Linked DNA regions of Homo sapiens: regions 1 and 3 are each linked to region 2. The links are chromatin contacts, found by Hi-C or POLR2A ChIA-PET in ENCODE. All regions are on one chromosome and are shown on one strand. The core of a region is the stretch at or near the end of the contact, and the rest is flanking DNA. Distances in the headings are between cores, read along the strand shown.

The links. Hi-C counts contacts between places; a loop is a spot of excess contacts on that map. ChIA-PET counts read pairs that join two places held with the same protein, here RNA polymerase II (POLR2A). Pooled maps may share reads with other maps.
Region 1: a pooled map shows a loop between it and region 2 (11-fold over the local background). The contact joins the promoter of SPSB1 here to the promoter of CTNNBIP1 in region 2. A Hi-C loop is called at or near these places in 1 of 168 maps with a recorded cell type or tissue (naive thymus-derived CD4-positive, alpha-beta T cell) and 8 of 50 pooled maps. POLR2A ChIA-PET finds 5 or more read pairs at or near these places in 1 of 52 experiments (AG04449).
Region 3: a loop to region 2 is called in a map of CD8-positive, alpha-beta T cell, with 6 times the contacts of the local background. The contact joins the promoter of H6PD here to the promoter of CTNNBIP1 in region 2. A Hi-C loop is called at or near these places in 1 of 168 maps with a recorded cell type or tissue (CD8-positive, alpha-beta T cell) and 7 of 50 pooled maps.

The regions. Positions count from the first base shown.
Region 1 is chr1:9,291,216-9,294,182 of GRCh38, reverse strand. SPSB1 (splA/ryanodine receptor domain and SOCS box containing 1) reads right to left here and starts at 1,289. Exons shown (of 3, transcript NM_025106.4): 1 at 1,112-1,289. RefSeq lists silencers at 355-644, 1,185-1,254, 1,325-1,404, 1,455-1,624.
Region 2 is chr1:9,908,933-9,911,632 of GRCh38, reverse strand. It overlaps CTNNBIP1 (catenin beta interacting protein 1), which reads left to right and starts at 1,364. Exons shown (of 6, transcript NM_020248.3): 1 at 1,364-1,538. RefSeq lists enhancers at 1-95, 96-769 and silencers at 917-1,516, 1,527-1,586, 1,757-1,816.
Region 3 is chr1:9,233,478-9,236,177 of GRCh38, reverse strand. H6PD (hexose-6-phosphate dehydrogenase/glucose 1-dehydrogenase) reads right to left here and starts at 1,404. Exons shown (of 5, transcript NM_004285.4): 1 at 1,112-1,404. RefSeq lists a silencer at 992-1,551.

The sequences.
Region 1 (2,967 bases), core at 40-2,539, 620 kb after region 2:
CAGAGACAGACACTCAGAGACACAAACTTGCAGAGACACACACCCAAAGACACATACACACTCACACACAGACACACACAAAGACACACAGACATACACAGAGAGGCACACACAAATACACAAAGACGCACTCAGACACACACACACACACACAGTCACTTAGAGTCTCAGGCACACATTGACAGACACACAGACTCACACACACACTCAGAGGCACATAAATACACAGATGCACTTAGAGACACACTCACACACACACCCACATGAACACACAGACACACTCATACGCAGGCACATATTCACAAGGACATGCACAAACACACACGCAGATGCACTCTCAGAGACACCCGCTCTTCCTGCAGACCCGCACCCTCCTCTCGGGGCCGTCCCGTCCTCACCGGAACCTGGACGCCACCGAGCCCAGTACACGCCCGGGGACGGTGACCCATCCGCGGTTCCTCCCGCGGGCCCAGGCCGCCCTTGTTTTTCTGATTTAATCGATTTCCTGACAACCCTCCGGCTCTCCCTCCGCTGCTGGGAGAAGCCGCGGCGGCTCCGGGGCGGCGGGGAGGGCGGCGCTCGGGTGTCCCCGGCAGGCTCCCTGGGGGAGGCGCTGCGGGAGGGTGGGGGCGCCCCGACGGGGGACCGGGCCGCGCCGCCAATCCCGACTCGGACTGGCGGGAAAAGCGAAACTAACTCAGCCGAGCGGGGTCCCGCTTTCCCCGGGCTAAAGGGGGGACGGGTCGGCGGCCCCGGAGCGCCCCAGCCCCTCCTCGGGACCGCAACTCGTTGCGACGGTCCCCGCGCCCCGAGACCCCCGCCGCGCCTCGCCCCGGGACCCCCTGCCCTGCAGCGGCGGCAGCGCGGGGCGGGCCTGGGCCCCTCTCCCAGGAGCCGCGGCGAGGGAGGCGCCCCCGGAGCCACCGCGGGAGGGGCCGCGCCCCGAGTCCCCATCCCGTACTCCACCCGCTCCCCCGCGCCCGGCCCCGCGCCACCCACTCGGTCCCCCAGCGGCGCGATCCCCGCGTCCGCCCTCGCCCGGCCCCCCGCGCCTCCCCCTCCCGGGCCGGTCGCCCACCCATCGGGGTCCCAGGTGCCCCGCGCCGCCTACCGCGCCCGGGGTGCCGCCGCCGCCGCTGCTCTCCAAGGCCGAGGAGGCTCGGGCGCCCGGGCCGCGCCCGCCGCAGGGAGCGAAGTCGCCTCCTCCCCGCGGCCCCGGCCCCGGCGCCGGCGCCTGGAGCCTGGTTCCTGCTGCGAGCGCGCAGGCTGCCCGAGCGCGACTTCTGTGCGGAGGAGAAAAAGCAACCGACGGCTTTAAAGTGAAAAAAAAGAGAAAAGCGCCGGTGGGCGGGGCCGTCCCTGCCCCGCCCCGCCCCGCCCCGCCCCCGACCTCGGGCGCACGGACCACTCAGCACTGCAGGGAAGGCCGGGGGCGCGGGGCGCGGGGCGCGGGGCGCGTCAGCCCGGCGCTGGTTCGGCCGCCCCCTCCGCCCCCTTAGTCCGCAGCCCTCTCCCGAGCCGCCGCCCTGGTGTTGCCGGCCCGAAGCTCGGGTCCCTCCGGAGGCGTCTTTGGGAAACGCGTGGCGCAGGGCCTGGGTTGCAGCCGTGGGAGGCTGGAGTGGGGGCGGGGGTCTTACGAGAAGGAGAAATCTTCGCGGAGAGTGGGGTTGTCCCAGGAACCCCGAGCAAGGCCTCGCCGGCCTCCTCTGAAGTGCCCAGCGGGGACGAGTGGGCAGCCGCCGGGGGTCCAGGGAGCCTCCTGCAGCGCTGTTTCGGCCGCTCGCGTTTCGGTGCCCACGGGGACGGGGGCCTCGGACCTCGAGACCCTGAGGGCGCGGGCACCTGGCATCCGCAGGGCTGCTCCCTGAACAGGTCCCAGCCTCTGGGGACTTGTCCTGTGGCTCTAGCTCGTTCAAGGAATTTTCCTCCCCCTTCCCCGAACAGAGCAGTCACTTGGGACTGGGAAGATTTTAAAGACTTTGCTGTTTTGAGAGCAAAATCTCCTGGCATTCCCCACCCCTCGCTGTGTAGTGTCCATTGAAAACGGTGAGGAGTTAGCCTTTCTGGGGGAGCCGAAACAAATAGCGGGGCTTCCGTAGTTACTGTGTCTTTACCATAACCCAGTACAGTGAGGGTGGGACTAATGACACACTCACTGTAAAGGCGAGGAAACAGTGCCTGGCCCGAGGCCAGCTGTCCAGAGCTTGGAACCCAATTGAACTGTGAGATTACAAAGTTTGATGTCTCTCATTTTACGGTGCTGAAAATCAGTTTGGTTTAGCTTTGTTTGAACTCAGAATAGGATTACGGAGACTCAACCAACTGCCCTGGGCTGGGCGGGCCTGAGTGGGCATTCTGACTTTCCAGGTGCCAGCGGTTTAGGAATGTTGAACCCAGACTAGTCAGGTGGGCAGCCATGGCCAGCAGCTTAGGGGTGCTTCCCATTTAAAAGATCACTTGAGGCTGGAGGTGGTGGCTCTCACGCCCTTAATCCCCACACTTTGGGTGGCTGAGGCAGGCAGATCACTTAAGCCCAGGAGTTCAAGAGCAGCCCGGGCAACAGAGCAAGACACAGACTCTGCACAAAAATTAAATAATAATAATAATAATTGGCCGGGCATGATGGCTCACACCTGTAATCCCAGCGCTTTGGGAGGCTGAGGCAGGTGGATCACCTGAGGTCAGAAGTTCAGGACCAGGCTGGGCTTGGTGGCTCACACCTGTAATCCCAGCACTTTGGGAGGTCGAGGCGGGCGGATCACGAGGTCAGGAGATGGAGACCATCCTGGCTAACACGATGAAACCCGTCACTACTACAAATATAAAAAATTAGCCAGGCGTGGTGGCGGGCATCTGTAAGTCCCAGCTACTTGGGAGGCTGAGGCAGGAGAATGGTGTGAACCCGGGAGGCAGAGATTGCAGTGAGCCGAGATTGCGCCACTGCACTCCAGCCCAGGTGACAGAGCG
Region 2 (2,700 bases), core at 115-2,614:
TGGCCAACATAGAGAAAACCCGTCTCTACTAAAAATACAAAAATTAGCCGGGGCGCATGCCGGTAATCCCATCTACTCAGGAGGCTGAGGCAGGAGAATCGCTTGAACCCGGGAAGCGGAGGTTGCGGTGAGCCAAGATCGCGCCACTGCACCTGAGCCTGGGCGACAGAGCGAGACTCCCTCTCAAAAACAAAAAAACCCCCCAAATGAGTAAAGAGTAATGTGGATATTATATTATAAACGAACAAACAAAAAAGGACTTCGTATTCTTTTTGCATAGGGAAGGGGAAGAAATGTGGAGTGGAAGAGGATGGTACAGAAAAGGTGTAAAAAGAAAGGCTGTGGGAGGAGTAGGGTAGGAGGGCTTCTGAACTGGGGTTAGTGTCACACTGTGTAACTGATAATTTAAACTGCTGAAAATGAGACCACACTTAAAGATACAGGTCCCTTTAAAAGGAAGGCGGATGTTAAAAGCAATTTGCATTTTACCTAAAATGGGCTGCTTCTCCCTGTACCCTCTCCAAATACAGCCAGACTTTCTGTAGAAACATTTTAATCATGGGCACCCTTCCCCCGAAAAATCCACTCACTACCAGTACACACGACCTTCTGAGTTTAATGGACCTACGGAGGCCCATCCCTGGGCTCTCTGGGCTAGGTTAATCCCAGGTTAGGCCCCAAGCTCAGAGGTAGCAACGTTCCCAGCTCAACGACGCAGGAAGACCACGCCTCTAAATGTTCTGCAACCTCGTCCATTTCAGAATTTTCCGGGGTTCTGGGTAAACTGGCCTCACCAAGGATTCTGCCCCGTCTTGTTGCTCCCGTTTTTAAACACAGACCGGTGTGTGGGAGAGGCCATTATTTTTCCGGAACACTGTGCTCCTGGAGCAGATAGGGACACGCAGAGTGGCTTTACCGCAGCGCCAGCTTCAGCCTTACCCGGCTCCTCCTCCAGGCCACCGCCTCCTCCTCGCGCCCAACCCGCCTTCCCTGCTCACCCCCGGCCCGCTCCTCCCCTTTGCTCTCAGCGCGGACTCGGCCACTCACTACCGGCGCCGTGTTCCACCCGCCCACCGCATGGCCCCGTCCCTATGTCGCTGGTCTCGCCCCCTTCCAGGAGGGCCCAATGAGCGTTCACATGCGCCACAAGGCCCCGCCCCGCACCGCGCAGCCCCGCCCACAGGCTGAGTTAACCAATTCGCGGCCCCGGGCCCCGCCCCGCCCGCAGGCCCCGCCCCGGCGCCCGGCCCCACGCGCCCGCCTCCCTCCGGGGCGTTGCCGCCGCCGCGCCTCAGCAGCCCGCGCGGAGCCAGATGCCGCCCCCTCCGCCGGTCCCTCCCCCGGCGGCCTGGCGCCTCCCTCCCTCCCCACCGCGGTGACTCTCGGAGCGGGAGGCGGAGGCTGAGGCGGCCGCTCCTGCTGCTGCTACTGCCGCCGCCGCAGCGGCTGCTCGGGCTGAGCACGCCCCGGAACAGGCCGCCGCGCGCTGCGCGCCGGACCCGCTGCCCCTGCCGGCCCGGCCGGGTCGGGCGGCCCAGGTAAGCGCCGAGGCCGGGCCGCGCCTGCACCGCCCGGGCCCGCGCCGCGCCGCGCCGGGGCTTGGGGGAGCGGCCAGCCCTTTGTCTGCCGGGGAGGGGCCGCGGAGAGCGCCCCCGACCCCGCTCGGACCCCTGACTGCCCCAGCGGCGCGGCGCCCTGGTCTGGGCCTGGCCGCCTCTCGCCGCAGACCACCTCCCGCCTCCCTGACTCTTCGCCCGGGGGTCGCCTCCACAGGTGTCCGCGCCGCCCACCTTGTTGCTCACCTCACCGCGTCCGGGTGCCTGTCATCGCCCGTCCGCCCTCCCGACCTCTGGGCCCCTGCCTCTTCCCTCACCTGCGCCCACTCTGAGACTCTTACTCTCCATATTTCCCCAAACTAAACGCTGGGCCGCCCTTCCTCCCTCTGTAGTTTGATTGAACTGTCGTCTCCCGATTCCACCCCTCCCCGGTGAGCCTTCCTGGAAGGTACCTGGTGGGGGCACATATCTCACCTGGATGGCGGGCGTGTATGCACGAACCTGCAAAATTAACCACCTGGAGCCCCAAACTGCACCTCTCACCTCCTTTTCATCACCCCACCCCAACCACCTTCCTTTTTTTGGAACCTGGTAACCGAGACACTCAGGTCTGGACACCCAGCCTCTGCTAGGCCCTCCATCCCTCCCTCTGCCTTGTGAGCTGAACTTGTCTGAGCAGTGCCTGTTGTCAGGTTAGCCCCTGGGAAGGCGGCGGGGGCCGTGTTGGCCGCAAATCAAGAGTTTTATGAATAATGAGACGTGTGGCTTGCACCACCTCCTGTCTGAGGATCTCAGTATGCTCCAGCTGTGAATTATTTTGTCTCCTGTCACTCACAGAACTGAGAGGAACATGTCTGGCCAACTGCTGGGTAAATTGAGGTACAGGGTGTGTGGGTAAGGGACCTGGAGGCAAGTCATGGTTTGTCTTGAAGTTCTGTTCGCAGGAGCCTTGGCTCTTAGCTCCCTGCTACAACCACTGGGCTCCAGTTCCTGGAGTGTGTCCCCAAGTGATAACTGATCTCTTGTGCCATTAAAATGTCCAGAGATACCAGCAGCTTCCTCAGATTTAAAGTAGGACTTTGGATCATAAATAAAGGTGCGGGCTGTTAAATGCCAATGTGTCATTCACGGTTTGCTGGGGGAG
Region 3 (2,700 bases), core at 155-2,654, 680 kb after region 2:
TTCTACTAAAAAATACATAAAATTAGCCGGGTGTGGTGGCACGCGCCTGTAATCCCAGCCACTCAGGAGGCTGAGGTGGAAGAATCGCTTGAACCAGGAGGAGAAGGTTGCAGTGGGCCGAGATCGCGCCATTGCACTCCAGCTTGGGCAACAACTAACCATCAACCACAGAAAAATGCCAAGGAAAAACTCAGACAGCTTTTCATGATCTTCCAATCATAATGATGAAAAATTAAAGGGATATGATGCATAATTTAAAATACGCTGTCTGGGCGTGGTGCTTCACACCTGTAATCCCAACACTTCGTAAGGCTTAAGCAGGAGGATCGCTTGAGCCCAGGAGTTCGAGACCAGCCAGGGCAACATAGTGAGACCACTGTCTCTACAAAAGGTTTAAAAATTAGCCAGGCGTGGTGGTGTGCGCCTGTGGTCCCAGCTACCCCGGAGGCTGAGGCAGGACGATGGCCTGAGCCCAAGAGGTGGAGGCTGCAGGGAACCGTGTTTGTGCCACTGTACTCCAGCCTGGGCAACCAAGCAAGACCCCATCTTTTATAAGTAAAAGATTTTTTACTTTTATATAAAAAAGTAAAAAGATAAAATAAAAAATATGCCCATTTGACACCAGTTTTCCCTCATCTGCTGCCTTTCATGAGCCATGGGCCTGTTGTGGGTGCAGGGGGAGTGGGCAAGGACACTTCTTTCCAGAAGTTCTCACTTCTGGCTAAGCATTCAAGGTTGGGTGAGCTGATTTTCAGAGATCCAGAGAGGTTTGCCCCTGGAAAACCGTTCACTAGATCCGGGTACGGGAAACGCTATGTGAAACCCGAGGGCCAATCAATGCCAAAGATTAAGCAGGTCCCGGGGGAAATCTCGGAGTTCCCCCTCTCCTGGAACTCAGTTCCGGGAAGCCCAGGGAAAGGACAGCTCGGCCGCTCGGGGCGACCCTGGAGGGAGCCTGGCCGCCTCCTGAGCAGTTCCAAAGCCGCCAGCCCCAGGCTCCGTGGGGCTGGCAGCGCAGGCTCCGGGGCTCGGCGCGGCCTCGGGCCCGGCGGCAGCGCGGGTTGGAGGCGCCGGGGCCGGGGCGGCGGCGGGGCCGGCGGGGGGCGCTTACTTCCTCTCGCGCGGCGGCGCAGGCCGCTCCTCCGGGACACGGCCGGGGCGGCGCTGAGGGCCGGGCCCGCTCCCGAGGGCTCCCCTGCGCCCTGGGCCGCACCTCCTCTTCCGCAGGGCCCGTCACTCCGACAAGTGCGCGTGTCACGCGGCCACGCGCCGCACGACACTCCGATACCGCCCGCGGAGCCCGCGGCGGCCGCAGGGGAAGGCGCGAGGCCAAGGCCAGCCCGGCCGCCACCCCGCCCCAGGCCTCAGGCCTCAGGCCTCCACCGCCTTGCGCTCAGCAAGACTGGGGCCCGGGCCGGGGGCGCGCGCGGCGGGGGCGCGCGCGGCGGGGGCGGGGGCGGGGCGGGGGCGCCGGCGAGGCCACGCCCTCCGCTGGCGGCCGCCGGGGCGGGGCCTCGGAGCTTCCGGGGCGAGGCGGTGGGTCAGCTCCGAGCCTCCGCCCCCGCCCTTCCCTTCGGCCCCCTGGTGGCCGTGCGTCCTAGAGCTGTCCTGCCGCGTCCGAGACGCGCGCGGGACCCAGAAGTGGCCGAGGGACGTGGTTGTGTCGTGGAGGGGACCCGGGGTGCTGGCTGCTCCCTACGATCTGGCACCCGCTCTGGGACTCCTCAGGCCTCGCTTTTCCCCATCTGTAGAATGAGCGGCTCGGTCTTTCCCGTCTTCAATATCCAGAGTAGGGATTTAGAAGTCGGAGCGCACACGCTGGCCACGCCTCCGCGCACAGCTTCAGATCTCTGCCACCCCTTATCACTTGTGTGACCCTGAGTTCAGTTTCTTCATCTGTACAGTGGGGACAATGGGAGTACCTGCCTCCGGGGTTGTCTGGCACTTGGGTGCTTAGTAAGCGGAAGCTTGGACCCGTGTGGCAAATAGAAGACTTTTGCTAAGACATTGCTAAGAAAGACAGCAAATGGAATCAGGGCTTCTCTGTAGGGTGAGAGGTATTTAAGTGAGAAAACGGGATCAGCTGCCTCTCAGAGCACTCAGTCCCCTTCCTGTCCCCCACCATTATCAGGCAGTAGGTGGCCCTCACCATGCTCCCCAACCTGCTCCCCACTTTTTCTTTTTTCTTTCTTTTCTTTTCTTTTTTTCTTTTTTTTTTTTTTTTTTTTTTTTGAGACAGGGTCTCGCTCTGTCACCCATGCTGGAGTGCAGTGGCGCTATCACAGCTCACTGCAGCCTCCGCCTCCCAGGCTCAAGTGATCCTCCCGCCTCAGCCTCCCAAGTAACTGGGATCACAGATGTTCGCCACCACTCCTGACTAATTTTTCAACTTTTTGTAGAGACGGGGTCTCACTTTGTTGCCCAGGCTGGTCTCGAACTCCTGGGCCCAAGTGATTCTCCCACGTTGGCCTCCCAAAGTGCTGGGAGGAGATTCTGACCTGAGAGAGAAACTGTGCTGCAGCTTTTTATTTCCCGATGGTTCCATTAGAGGTGGGAGCGTCTGGAACTAGCAGTGGCAACTTGGCAGTGGCCGGCAGGACTGAATGGGGCCAACAGGCATGATTACCACACAGGATGTTAGGCAAGGGGTTCCGGGAAGGCTGGGAACTGAGGGGAGCTGGGCCTCACCGTCACCAAGGC